Regions from separate parts of the Homo sapiens genome. Here region 2 is linked to region 1. Evidence: chromatin contacts called from ENCODE Hi-C or POLR2A ChIA-PET data. All regions are on one chromosome and are shown on one strand. The core of a region is the stretch at or near the end of the contact, and the rest is flanking DNA. Distances in the headings are between cores, read along the strand shown. Region 1 holds the start of GNAI3 (G protein subunit alpha i3). Region 2 has its middle 13 kb from the start of LINC01768.

Region 1 (6,613 bases), core at 3,670-6,169:
TGGCATGTTTACCAAAGGGCAGTCTTATTCTCAATAATAAGCATATTCAGCCAATAATATGCAGCAATTTAAATATAATTAACTGTATAATATAGAGTTTAAGTAAATTAGATGATTCCAGTTCTCTGCATGCAACTGGCTTTTTGCCATACTACCACCAGCAAATCCCAAAGAACAAAGTTTTTTTTTATGTTTTCTCAGAACCTGCTAAAGGAAACTATCAAGAAACAGAAATACAGAGAGCAGATAATTCAATAATTTACAAAACTAAGTATCTTCATTAGTACAGTGATGAGTAAAAAAAAAGGACTAACATTTAATTCCTTTCACCACAAAAGGATATTAAAATTCTTTGAAGATCTTTGAAAATAGTATATTAATATGAAAAATAATAAAACAGCTGTCTGAAAAACCTCTGAAAAAAGTAGCTAAAATGGTAATTCTCACGATCATCATCATCAATAGAAGTGACCACTTACTATTTTTTATTTGCTAGGCACTAATGTGAAGCATTTTACATGCATTATCTCATTTCATATTATGAAACATCATCTCTGCTTTACATATGTAAAAATTATTATTCTTATGGTTAAGTTACTTGCTCTGGGTCTCAGAGCTAATAAGTGGAGGTAGAACTTAAATTCAGTTTTGTGTGAATCCAAAAGCAGTGCTCTTATCCATTATACCAGTGCTTCCCAACCTTTGTCACATGATGGCACACATTAAAAATATTTGTAAGGCTCATTGGGGTGAGCTGAAAGAGCTTGGTGAAAAAAAATTTTCTTGCTTGCCCTGGGGTCAAAAAAAAACAAAAACAAAACCCGCACACACAAAATTTCTTATTATGAAATTATGGCATGAAAAAAATACAAAGTATTACAAATGATATTAAATATTAAATTGGTATAAATTTAGTATTTATACCAAATAAAATTTTTTCAAATTACCAAATTCATGGTAGGGTAGGCACAGTGGCTCACACTGGTAATCCCAGCACTTTGGGAGGCTGAGATGGGAGAATCACATGAGGCCAAGCATTTGAGACCAGCCTGGGCAACATAATGAGACCCCCATCTCTAATTGTTTAAATAGTAAATAACCAAATTACCAAATTCATGAATTATACAAGAGGAAATCATACCAAAGATGTTCAAATGTAATTTCAACTGTTGTAAAAGTTTGAACTTATAAAAATGATTTAAAATTTCAATGCTATAAAAAATTTGTAAACAGCACACCTATATGCCATCCTAAGCACTGGAACATTGGTTGGGAAGCTTTGCATGGTATTTTTTCAATAGAATGTCATAATTAAACACTAATTTGATATACCAAGATCTTCCCAAGAACACTTTATTTTTTTTTTTTTTGAGACAAAGAGTCTCACTTTGTCACCCAGGCTAGAGTGCAGTGGCGTCATCTCTGCTCACTGCAACCTCCACCTCCCGGGTTCAAGCGATTCTCCTGCCTCAGCCTCCCAAGTAGCTGGGACTACAGGTGCACACCACCACGCCCGGCTAATTTTTGTACTTTTAGTAGAGATGGGGTTTCGCCATGTTGGCCAGGCTGGTCTCGAACTCCTGACCTCAGGTGATCCACCAGCCTCGGCCTCCCAAAGTGATGGGATTACAGCCAGGAGCCACCACGCCCAGCCCTTTCCAAGAACATCTAAATGAAATTCAAACCAAAGGTTATCAAAGGAAGAATTACAATACTGAAGTGTCTGTAAATAATCTGGCCCACACTAGCTGCTTAATTTGGTATAATTTCCATAATACCTACAATCTGTAACATTCATTTTGACTTAATAAGAATAGCTAATCTTCATGGAGCTAGTACTATGTGCCAAGCTGTGTTCTGCTTTACATTATTACCATATTTAATCCTCACAGCAATCCTAGGAGTAGCTCTATTTTCTCCATTTTAAAGATAAGAAAACTGAGGCCAAGAGAAATTAACTTTCCCAAGGCTATAACTAGTAAATGGGAATTAGGATTTAAAGCAGTCTGACTTCAGGACCCATGCTATTAATCACCATGTTAAACTACACCCCCATAAGAAAGAAAATATATCATGTGTCAGGAGACACAGGGTAAGTAGATAGATCTCAACTTAAACTAAGTTCCATAGTGATAAAGTAAAAATGACTTGCATCTACAGCAAAGGAGACATTATCCAGGAAAAAGAAAACTGTATACTGTTTTGGGTACATTTTGCTTATAGAAATAGCATAGAAGATAATTTTAATTTCCTATGTGTGTTATGATATGGCTCAAGCAAGAACATATGTTTCTGCAACCTATTTGAATTTGTGGATTTAACTTGCTCAAGAATATTTTAAAAATCTTACTTAAAAAAGAATGAAGTTGGTAAAAATTAAAAGCAAATATGTTTAGTACTTTGATTTTTACTTACTGCTTTTCAAGTTCCCTAAGTCAAGTGTCTAATTTTGTTTTTAATTAAATGCACTACAGATAAAATCCTGAACAAAAATTCTTCTAGACATCTGGACAAGTTCCGCCTATCCAAATTCTGCCTGCCTAATCCTGCATTTTGGAAGAAAGTCTCAAAGTTTCCAACTACATTACAATAAACTGATGTCCTAAGGGTATCTCTGTTGGTCAGTGTAAATCAAATCACTCACAGAAGATGAGAATACATCTTTACTTTCATAACCAATCGATCAATAAAGAAAATGCTGGCCAGGCACGGTGGCCTCACGCCTATAATCCCAGCACTTTGGGAGGCCAAGGCGGGTGGATCACAAGGTCAGGAGATTGAGACCATCCTGGCTAACACGGTGAAACCCCGTCTCTACTAAAAATACAAAAAATTAGCCAGGCGTGGTGGCGGGCGCCTGTAGTCCCAGCTACTTGGGAGGCTGAGGCAGGAGAATGGCGTGAACCCGAGAGGTGGAGGTTGCAGTGAGACGAGATCGCGCCACTGCACTCCAGCCTAGGCAACAGAGGGAGACTCCGTCTCAAAAAAAAAAAAAAGTTAACGCCCTGAATGTTATAGTTTATATCAAATTTCTCAAAGGCCCCAAGGACCAGTGTTCAACATTTGCTGGCTCAGGCTGGTTAACAGTAAATATTTAAGGAGCACCTACTAGGTACCAGGGACCATGCATATCCACCTGTTATACAGACAGTCGCAGTCTAGAACTACAATTTGAACTCGCATCTTCTGAAAGTTCAGGTATACAAACCGGAACCTTAAGCTCCAATACATAACTTTCCCTTTATAGTATATTCAAAAAAGCTATTACCAGAGCTTCTGCAATCTACAACCAACCAAATATGTTCACACGAAGAGACTAACAGGGGCACTTAGAATGTACAAAATAAGTCTTGGGTTACAGTGTACATTCTGTTCTCTGGAGCTTTATACCATGAAAATTTAGCATTTCCCCTAAAGTGACTCCTTTTCCTCAAAAATCAATTGTTTTAAAAAGTAAATTTCTATTGCTTGTAAGGGTTTCTGTAGAAACCCCTACTCCTACTTATTCTTCTCTAATGGAAATACTACCCTAGAAAATATTGGAAAATAATGGAAATACTACCCTAGAAAATCTTCACTAATAATGAAGAAATGTGGCTTGATTTATTAGTAAGCTAATGCCAGTATTCTTTGTATGATTTACTGAGCCTCTCAAAAATTTTGAAACTCATGTTGAGTAAAATACATCCGACTGTGTTTAAAAAAAGCCAATTAAAACGACTATCAAATAACATAAACAGTAATTCCTGAAGTCAATGGTTTTGCTTTGAAGAGGCCAAAAAGGATAAAACAGCCACCAGAAGTCTACCATAGTCTTTACAGTGAATATGTCCAACTCTGTAACTTATCCTAAGGTAACTATTCCAACTACACATCATCTATAGCAACTATTCAGCATCCTCCAATGTGTAATCTCTTGTTCACTAGATCTTCTGCTACAAACCTCAAAGAAATCATTCTTTAAATTTCTTCAGCTCACACCATTTCCCATCCTTTTGTAAAAACAGAAGAAGACGTTATAAAACTTTGAAAATAAAAATGATAGGAAACGGTGGAAAAGTAGAGATGGCCTCTGCACCCAAGCTCTTTTCCTTTATACCTGATAACTTGTCATTTATCTCACCTACCTATCTTCATGTTCCTGGATAATCCAGGGTTCTTCCAACAGTTCAAATGGCTCTCTTACTAACAAATGTCAACGTCCTTATGTGACCATTCTGTTCCAGTCTCTGTACCATCCATTCAAGCCTGCTAGCTTTATCCTGCCAAAGAACCACGACGCTCCAAACTCACAAACCATTATACAAGCCCAACATATACTCTATGCCGTTCTCGTTACCAACACGCTCCAACCCAACGTAAAACCTTCCTAGTATCAACTCTTCCTTTATGAGCTTTTCCCATATTCCTACTCCCTCAACATCTACCGGCCCATACTCCCAAGTCTCTCTGCTAAACGCAATTCTAGCCCGGAGTCACACCCTCTACAGCCTAATTCCCGCAACCCCAAAACCCCACCCCCCTCATCACGCCCTCTGGGGCCTCAGCTAGGAACCCCAACACCCCGCCCCACGCCCGGCACGCCCTCCAGATCCCTTTAGGGTCCTTTCCGTCGGCCCGACCAGACCCCGTTCAGGCCTTCCAAGCGCCTAGGCTCTCCCGACCACCACTCAGTCCCCGCCTCCAGCCCCTCACCGAGTAGCAGCAGCTTCACTTCTTTGGCCGCTTTTTCCCCGTCCTCCCGTAAGTTGCGGTCGATCATCTTGCTTCGCTCCACTGCCGCCTTGTCTTCGGCGCTCAACGTGCAGCCCATGGCGGCGGCGGGAGAGGGGACACGGGCCCGGACTCACTCACACCACGGAAACTGCGGCTCGGCAGGCTGAGGCACCGTCTATTGCTGGGCGGTGGCCCTCTCCGTCAGCTCCCTTAGCGCCCAGAAGAACCGGATATCCGACGTTTACGACACTTCCGGCGACGCCCCGCAGCCTTCACCGTTTAAACCACTCTCCTCAGGGAGAGGAGTTGAGACCGAAAGCGGAAGTCACGGGGAGCTGGCGGCTGGGTTGGGCGGCGGATCTGCAGAGTTTCGAGGTTCTGTCAAGTTCGCTGCCCGCCGCCCAACTTGAAGCCTCATTTACCTTTCGGCTACCTGATTTGGATAAATGGAGAAAAACCGGGGCCTCTAACTCATAATGCCCTCCCGCGTTCAAGATGCCAGTTTTGGGGCGGAGATTTCTAAATTAAAGCCTACATCCCGCGCGGGAATATCTGCTGGTAATTTCTCGCCTGCCAGAAAACTCCTTTGATCTCTGGCTGTGGAGACTCGGGACCCCTACCCAAGTATGGGACACTGCCTCCGTTGGGGTTATCTCAGATCAATGGAATGGGAACAAGCTATCCGGCCTGGGCGCCGTTCACGTCTCACATCTGAGATCGTAACACCGACTGTGCTTAGGACCTCAGCAATAACTTTTTGCCGTCTCTGGCCCACTGACTCCTCTCAAAATGTCCCCTGGTCCTTTTGCTATTCACGTATTTCTGTGGGCTTGAGATTTGCTTAACTCCTATATTGGCAAAAGGCCACTTGAAATCGCTAGCAGATACTCGATAACCTGAAAGGTAAGCCTGTAGTTCCTCCATAAAATTTCCATGCTGCCCTTCTCTCCAGTATAATTCAGATCTTCCTACCTTAGGGTCTTAGAACTAAAACCAAGATAAGTCAACTTCAATTCCACACCCCGAAACAAACCAGTGCATCCTGTGAATCTCCTACTAAAATTTCCTGTTGCGATAACATGCAAAAGGAGAGGTTCTAGTAAAATTTGCCTCTCAGCCCTAGTATCACCTGAAACTTAAGTCCACTGTGAAAGTCCCAGGCAGATAGCATCTTTCACTAATAACCCTGGATACTGCGTGAAGGTAGTCCTAAATCAACTTTTCAGGCAAATAAGCCCACAATTACTATACGTTCTAGCGAAGGGAACTCAGTCCCTAAAACCTTTCCCTGTGATTGTAAATTTATTTCTCTAATAGAATCTGAACTTGAGAAAGTAAGGTCCCAACAGAGAGGTTTATATAGTGATGATTCATTAATTAGAAGGATTTAATTAGAGGATTAGAGCCACCTTAAAAAGCCTCGTCCACCTTAACTCTTAGCAATGCCAATTCTTCAAGGTTTGAAAAGTCCCCCAGTCATTCCCAAATGACTGTTAAGAATGAAAGGGACTGCTTTTCCATTATCAATACTTTTGGGGAAAAAGGGCAAGAGGAAAGGGAAGTAAAACCAGTATTTATTGAGTACCTATTTGCCAGATACGGCTAGGTGCTCCCACATCCCATCTCTTAATCCTCACAACAACCCTGTGAGGTAGGTAATAATGATCCCCATTTTTACAGGTGAGGAAGTAGGCTCAGAGAAATTAAGCAGCTTTCCCAACTTCACACAGTGAGTAAGTACATCTATCTGACCCCAGAGTTACCCTTTTCTATCATGCCCCCGTAGGATATTGCCTGGGGACACCTGACAACAGAAAGTCTAAGGTTTTCATCTAGGATTGGGAGTTACCCCAACACCAGCAGGATGCAGGAAAAAGTAACTGACCGGATGGTTGCC
Region 2 (6,659 bases), core at 707-3,206, 270 kb before region 1:
TGAAGGCAGGACTCAATGAGCTCATGGGCCTGCCATACCCAGCCCTGTGTAAGATAACAGGGAGGCGTGGGTTCTGTGGGTGAACTAGAGAGTGGAACTTATCCTCTCCCCAGGAAGACACTTAGAATTTTTTTTCTAGTGTGCTATTTTTGCTGGACCAAAAAATGTGTCTGCCTGTCCAGGTCAGAGCTGCCAGTCTGCAATCTCTTCACCTGGTTTCCTTTTACCTCCAGAAGATCCCAGTATCCACACCCCCAGCCCCATCTGAGTCCAGGTGAGCAGGGGCCCCTCTCTGATGGGTCCCATAGGGCAGGGCTCTGCCTTTCCAAGAAGGGCCTTTCCATGCGATGTTCCTTCAAGGCTCACAACTCTGAGATGAGTGTTTTAATCCCTATTTCGCTAGTGAGGGAAGAGAGGCAAGCACAGTGACAAAATGACAGGAGTTGCTGAAAGTGAGCATTGGATCTGGCTGCTTGTGGCTTGCTGTCTCACAGAGAAAACACAGCAAACCAACTTGGATTTGCAGATCAGTTATGGGTTTTAGAGAGGGATTTTTTGTATCAAAGCGCATCCAATCCCTTGGTTTACAGAGGGGAAGTCTGGGACACAGAGAGAGTGATACCTCACCTCAAACTTGGGAGAACGAGGACTAGAAGCCAGGTCTCTTCACTCCAACTTCTAGGCTCTGTTCATGTAAGACATCAGGCCATCCCTGGGCAGGACAGAGAGAATGGGCACCTGTTCATTTCACCCCAGGGCCCTGGGGGAGGCCACTCGTCCTCCTCCTGCCCCTCTCCCACAGGTCCTTCCCATGAGGAGAGGAAAGGAGGCTGCTCCCCTTCTAGTCTCAGCACCCAGGACCATCCTCCGCTCTTGTGGGCTATTTATCCACACACTGCCCAGTAAATGTGAGCAGAATGGAACCAGCTTCACCCCACACCCAGGCCTGAGGACTTTACATTGGTTCCTCCGGGACACCCATCTGAGGTCTGTGCCCAAAATCTGAAGGATAATTCCTCACCCTGCTCATAGTCACAGGCTTTGCAATGACCCCAGCAGGAAGAGAATATGGAAGGCACTAAGGTAGAGTGTGTGCTGCTGGGAGACCTCTCCAGGCAATCACAGCCCTGATCTCAAAAGACCTCAAGGGCCCACCGGGGGCAAGCCCAAATCAGCTGCCCAGGACAGCTCGCTTTGCACAGAGAAAGGCTTCCCCATCCTTCCTCCAGCCAGCCAATACAATGCAGGAGGTAAGAGCTCTGATCCCAGAGCCCTTCAGGCTGGGTTCAAACCCCAGCTCAGCCACTTGGTAGCTATGTGCCCTTGTACATGTTCTTAACCTCCCCATGACTTTGTTTTCTCATCTGTACAAGGAGGATAATACTAATAGCTACCCCACAGGACAGTCATGAGCAGTGTATGGGTTAATAAACATTCCGTGCTTGGGACAATGCCTGACAATTATAAGAGCTATATAAGTAATTGGTTGATTATCATTGTTGTTATTATTTTCTGAACCAAGAGAGACTATGGATATCAATCAAAGCAGACAAAAACCTAACACGCTGCGGGAGGTTCTGTGGAGGAGGGTGCAAGGCCTGTTGGGTAAAGGAGTGTCACCATCCACAGGCAGGTGGCTCACCAAGGGGATTACATCAGGCAGAAATTGCCATTAATAGCAGTTCCCTCTTGGGCCAGACACAAGCCTACAGAGCACGAGGAAGTGAGAAATTTTACTATTGCAAGAATGAGAAATATTACTACTGGGCAGAATTCCATTTTTAGAACCTGGGAAGTTATTTTGAGGGTTGGTGTTTTCATTTTTTTTAATAGCCTCTGCACTCTAACAATACTCAGGGCAAGAACTGCTCTGAGGAGAAACCAGGGCACAGTGGGGAGCCCTGCCAGCCTCTGTGGTTGCTGGGCAACCCCTCACCACCAGCCAGGCTAGTGGAGAGCAAGAGTAGGCTCCACATCCACACACCCCTCCTCACAAGTGCCAGAACTCATTAGATAAGCCCCTCTCAAGGATGTCTAGAGGAAGCAGCCTCATTTTCTTTTCAGCCTGGGCAGCTTGGAGTGAGGAAGGCAGGCCCTCAGGAAAGAGCACGCTGAACAGCTGCAGGCCAGCCTCACTTTTGACAGCTATGTCAGGTTCCTGTGGCTGCTGTCACAGATCGTCATGAATTTGGTGGCTTAAAACAACAGAAATGGATTCTCTCATAGTTCCAGAGGGCAGAGAAGTTCAAAATCAGTATCACTGGGCCAAAATCCAGTTTCAGTCAGGCTGCACGCCCTCTGGAGGTGTCGTGGGAGAATCTGTGCCTGGCCTCTTCCAGCTTCTGGTGGCTGCCAGCATTCCCTGGCTTGTGGCCACATCACTCCAGTCTCTGCCTCTGTAGTCACATGGCCTTCTCCTCTTCTGTTTTGACAAATCTCCCTCTGCCTCTCTCTTAAGGGTATCTGTGATTGCATTTAGGCCCTACTAGGATAGTCCAAAACTATCTGCCCATCTCAAGATCCTTAATCACATCTGCTATGACCTTTTTTTCCATATAAAGTAACATTCACTGATACGAAGGGATTAGGATCCAAAGTCTTTGGGGATTATGATTCAGCCTACTACCCATGCCGACATCTTCCTCTAACAAAGCAGACCAGCAACTCACCACTCCACCCCCTGGCATCCTGGCCCAGTCACTCTTCACCACCTGGCACCAGGTGGTACACCAGGCTCAGGATGACTGGGTACACGGCCCTGCCCCTGAGGCCCTACCCACCCTGGAGTTGTCTCTTACAGACCCAAAAACAGGCCAAGCAAGGCTGGAGTTTCCTGGAGCAGCAGGGGTGTTTAGCTACACACTCAGGATGTGGCAGCTCCCTTGAGGCCTCCAGTTACTGCCACAGAGGGAAATAGGGAGCTACAGACCAGAGGCCAGCACTGTAAAAATTTTCTTTAAAAAAATCTTTTTATTACACTATACAAATTCAATAAAGGAGTAGAAAAAATAGAAAATGCAAAGCCTGCGGAATTCTAGCCCCCAGGGATCATTATAAAATTTGTTGTGCAAGCAACCTTCCTTCTAGACCTTTTTCTATTCAGATAGAACCACAGACTTACAGTTTGAAAAACCACAAATGGCATTATATACTATACATTCTGTTTTTCAACCGGGTTTTTTCAATAAATGGTTTATTCTGGGTGCCTTTCATGGCAGTACATAGAGCATTTCTTCCATCTTTTTAAAGGCTGCGGAGGATCCCCCCACTCTCGGCCATGTGATTGAACCACGATTAAGTTACCCTGCTGATGGGCATTTGAATTGTTCCTAGTTTTGTAGCTGAAACCAATGTAGTGAGATAATTTAGGGAGAGACTAATATCTGACTAGTTTACATTGTTACAGGAGGCTCACACAGACAAGGAGGCATTTTTCTCTCACCTCCATATACCACCTCAACAGTACCTCAAAGCAGTCAAGCCTAGGATGAAGGAAGTGAGGGCTTCCCTTGCTCCCAAGAAGAATTAACAAAATGTTGTTCTCTGAGGCAGAGCCTTACTAGACAAAGAACCAGATGGTCTGCAAGGAGGAGGGACTCTGTCTTTGTGGAGAGGCTTCCACTGCAAGCACACAAACATCTCTTCTCAAACTGAGAGAATGTATTGCCTCCAGCATCAGAAAAGCCCAGAGGCTCAGTGGGATTCAGGTATGATTTGATCTAGAGGTTTACAACATCATCAGGCTTTAGCTCATTTATCTGTAATTCACTTGGCTCAGGCTTGCTCCGTAGATTAGCTTCATCCTCAAGCTCATTTTTATCCTTGCAGAAAAAGAACTAGAGCGGTTCAGATCACATATCTATCTATGACACCTATAGGAAAAGAAGATCTCTGTCCTAATACTTCCAACAGAACTGCATTACAATGAGAACAGCTTAGGCCATGTGCCCGCCACCGAACCAACAGATGTGGTGGGAGGATAAAATATTCCGACAGAGTCTAGGTCACATGCTCCCCTCTGGAGCTGAGGTACAGATGGCTTTCCCAAAGTCAGAGGGATTTATTTTCCAACAAAAAGTGAGCTGTTAGAGGAGGGGAAGTGGGGATTTATGAGAGTTTTTATTTGTTTGTTTGTTTGTTTAGACAAAGTTTTGCTCTTGTTGCAGGCTGGAGTGCAATGGCAGGATCTCAGCTTGTCGCAACCTCCACCTTCCAGAGTGAAGCGATTCCTCTACCTCAGCCTCCTGAGTAGCTGGGATTACAGGCATGCGCCACCATGCCTGGCTAATTTTGTATTTTTAGTGGAGACGGGGTTTCTCCATGTTGGTCAGGCTGGTCTCAAACTCCTGACCTCAGGTGATCCGCCACCCTTGGCCTCCCAAAGTGCTGGGATTACAGGCATGAGCCACTGTGCCTAGCCTATGAGAGCTTTTAAGGGTGTATGGGCTTAGAGAGAAGTAAGTGAGTTTACTGGACTGTATAAACTCCACACCCCAGATGCCTGTAGAATCCCAAGGGGATTAAGACAAAACACTACCCTGTGGAGGAACAAATTCACACTGACTCCCCTAAAATGCACCATGAACTCCCTGATGTGTGGTGTTTATCCTTATTCTATAATAAATTCCTAGCAATGGAATTACTGAGTCAAAGGGCTTGCATATTTCAAACTTTAATAGATATTACAAAATTGCCCTCCAAAAATGTTTCTACCAATTTTTCCTTCCAACTATACAGCCTGTGAAAATGCCCATTAACCCACATCTTGTCAATACTAAATATTATTCATCTTTTAGCTGAACACAGTGGCTCACGCCTGTAATCCCAACAGTTTTTGGGAAGCTGAGGTGGGCAGATCACTCAAGGTCAGGAGTTCTTGACCAGCCTGGCCAATATGATGAAACCCTGTCTCTACAAAAAATACAAAAAATTAGCCAGGTGTGGTGGCACATGCCTGTAATATCAGCTACTCAGGAGGCTGAGCCAGGAGAACCACTTGAACCTGGGAGGCAGAGGTTGCAGTGAGCCGAGATTGTGCCACTGCACTCCAGCCTGGGTGACAGAAGGAGACTCTGTCTCAAAAAGAAAAAGAAGAAGAAGAAGAAGGAGAAGGAGAAGGAGAAGGAGAAGAGGAAGAGGAAGAGGAAGAAGAAGAAGAAGAAGCAGAAGAAGAAGAAGAAGAAGAAAAAGAGGAAGAAGAAAAAAATATATATGTATATATATATTTCATCTTTTTAATGTTTGCCATCCTGATAGATTTAATTTGATTTTTTTTAAACTATGGGGGAGGTTGAACATCTTTTCATACATATAATAGCTAATTATAATACTTTTTCTATGGATTACTTGCTCCTGGCTTTTTTTTCATTTTTCTGTTGGGTTGTTTATCTTTTTCTTGTTGATGTGGAAAAGCTCTTTGTAGCTTGGAGATACAAACCCTTTGTTTTATCTGTTGCAAGTATTTTCCCCAGCTTGTTCTTTGTGCTTTGACTTTGTATATAGAGCTTTTGTTGTCCAGAATGTTACAAATTTCATGTAGTTAAATGTATTAGGCTTTTCTGAGTTTCTTCTTAGAAAGGTCTTCCCCACTCTAAAATAAAAAAAAATAGTCACTCCTGTTTTCTTTCATGTCTTCTGTGGTTTCTTTTTATATTGAAACATTTTATTTCTCTGGAATTTATTTTATTATATTATAGATGTGAGGCAGGGATGCCTTAGCTGTTTTTTGTTGTTTTTTTTTTTTTTTTTAAACAGCCGCTTACGATGTAGGGACTTTTTTTTTTTTCTGAGACAAAGTCTCACTCTTTCAAACAGGCTGGAGTCCACTGCAACCTCCGCTCCCCCGGGTTCAAGTGATTCTCCTGCCTCAGCCTCCTGAGTAGCTGGGATTACAGGCGCCCGCCACCACGTCTGGGTAATTTTTGTATTTTTAGTAGAGATGGGGTTTCACCATGTTGGCCAGGCTGGTCTCAAATCCCTGACGTCAGATGATCCACCGCCTCGGCCTCCCAAAGTGCTAGGATTACAGGTGTGAGCCACGGCGCCGAGCCGGATGTAGGGACTTTTAAGATTCCAGAGCCTCTGCAACTTTCCTGTGGTTCTGATTTTTGTTAACATCTTGTTTCCAGGGAGCGATGAGAAGGAACTAGAAGGAAGGCTGGTGCTTCTCTTCAAGTCCAGGGACAGCCAGGAAAGGAGGACCCAGTGAGAGTGGGACATACTCCTCAGACGATGTTAGAAGAATGAATGCAGGGCCTAGAAGAGGGGAAACAGGCTGAGCCTCTGCAGCAAAGAAGAAGGGAGGCAGGAAGAGTCGCTCTTCTCTTAGGAAGAGTCCAGAGAACAAGAGAGAAAGACCCTAGTAGCGGCTGTCGCACCCCATGGACCCGATACCAGGGAGCATTCTGTTCTTTACTGTCTGCATTCCAATCTTCCAGCCTAACTGGGTGGGCTCATTAGTATGTGTTCCACAAGTTTTTTTTTTTTTTTTTTTGAGACGGAGTTTCACTCTTGATGCCCAGGCTGGAGTTCAATGGCATGATTTTGGCTCACTGCAACCTCTGCCTCCCAGGTTTAAGCAATTCTCCTGCCTCGGCCTCCCAAGTAGCTGGGATTACAGGCACGAGCCCCCATGCCCAGCTAATTTTTGTATTTTTAGT

Evidence for each region. Hi-C counts contacts between places; a loop is a spot of excess contacts on that map. ChIA-PET counts read pairs that join two places held with the same protein, here RNA polymerase II (POLR2A). Pooled maps may share reads with other maps.
Region 2: a pooled map shows a loop between it and region 1 (5-fold over the local background). The contact joins the enhancer-like site here to the promoter of GNAI3 in region 1. A Hi-C loop is called at or near these places in 1 of 37 single-sample maps with no recorded cell type and 7 of 50 pooled maps. POLR2A ChIA-PET finds 5 or more read pairs at or near these places in 4 of 52 experiments (CD4-positive, alpha-beta T cell, PC-9, activated CD4-positive, alpha-beta memory T cell and 1 more).

The regions. Positions count from the first base shown.
Region 1 is chr1:109,546,921-109,553,533 of GRCh38, reverse strand. GNAI3 (G protein subunit alpha i3) reads right to left here and starts at 4,919. Exons shown (of 9, transcript NM_006496.4): 1 at 4,696-4,919. The coding sequence starts at 4,813. GPR61 (G protein-coupled receptor 61) reads right to left here. Exons shown (of 2, transcript NM_001393907.1): 2 at 6,274-6,613. RefSeq lists enhancers at 4,633-4,802, 5,333-5,392.
Region 2 is chr1:109,811,693-109,818,351 of GRCh38, reverse strand. No RefSeq gene overlaps it. Among named protein-coding and RNA genes, the nearest start is that of LINC01768, 13 kb to the left of the region's middle. RefSeq lists a silencer at 1,556-1,635 and enhancers at 1,806-1,855, 2,006-2,125. Within about 2 kb of position 1,956, at least 5 of the 41 ENCODE cell types and tissues checked have a DNase peak (open chromatin) inside an H3K27ac peak, as active enhancers do.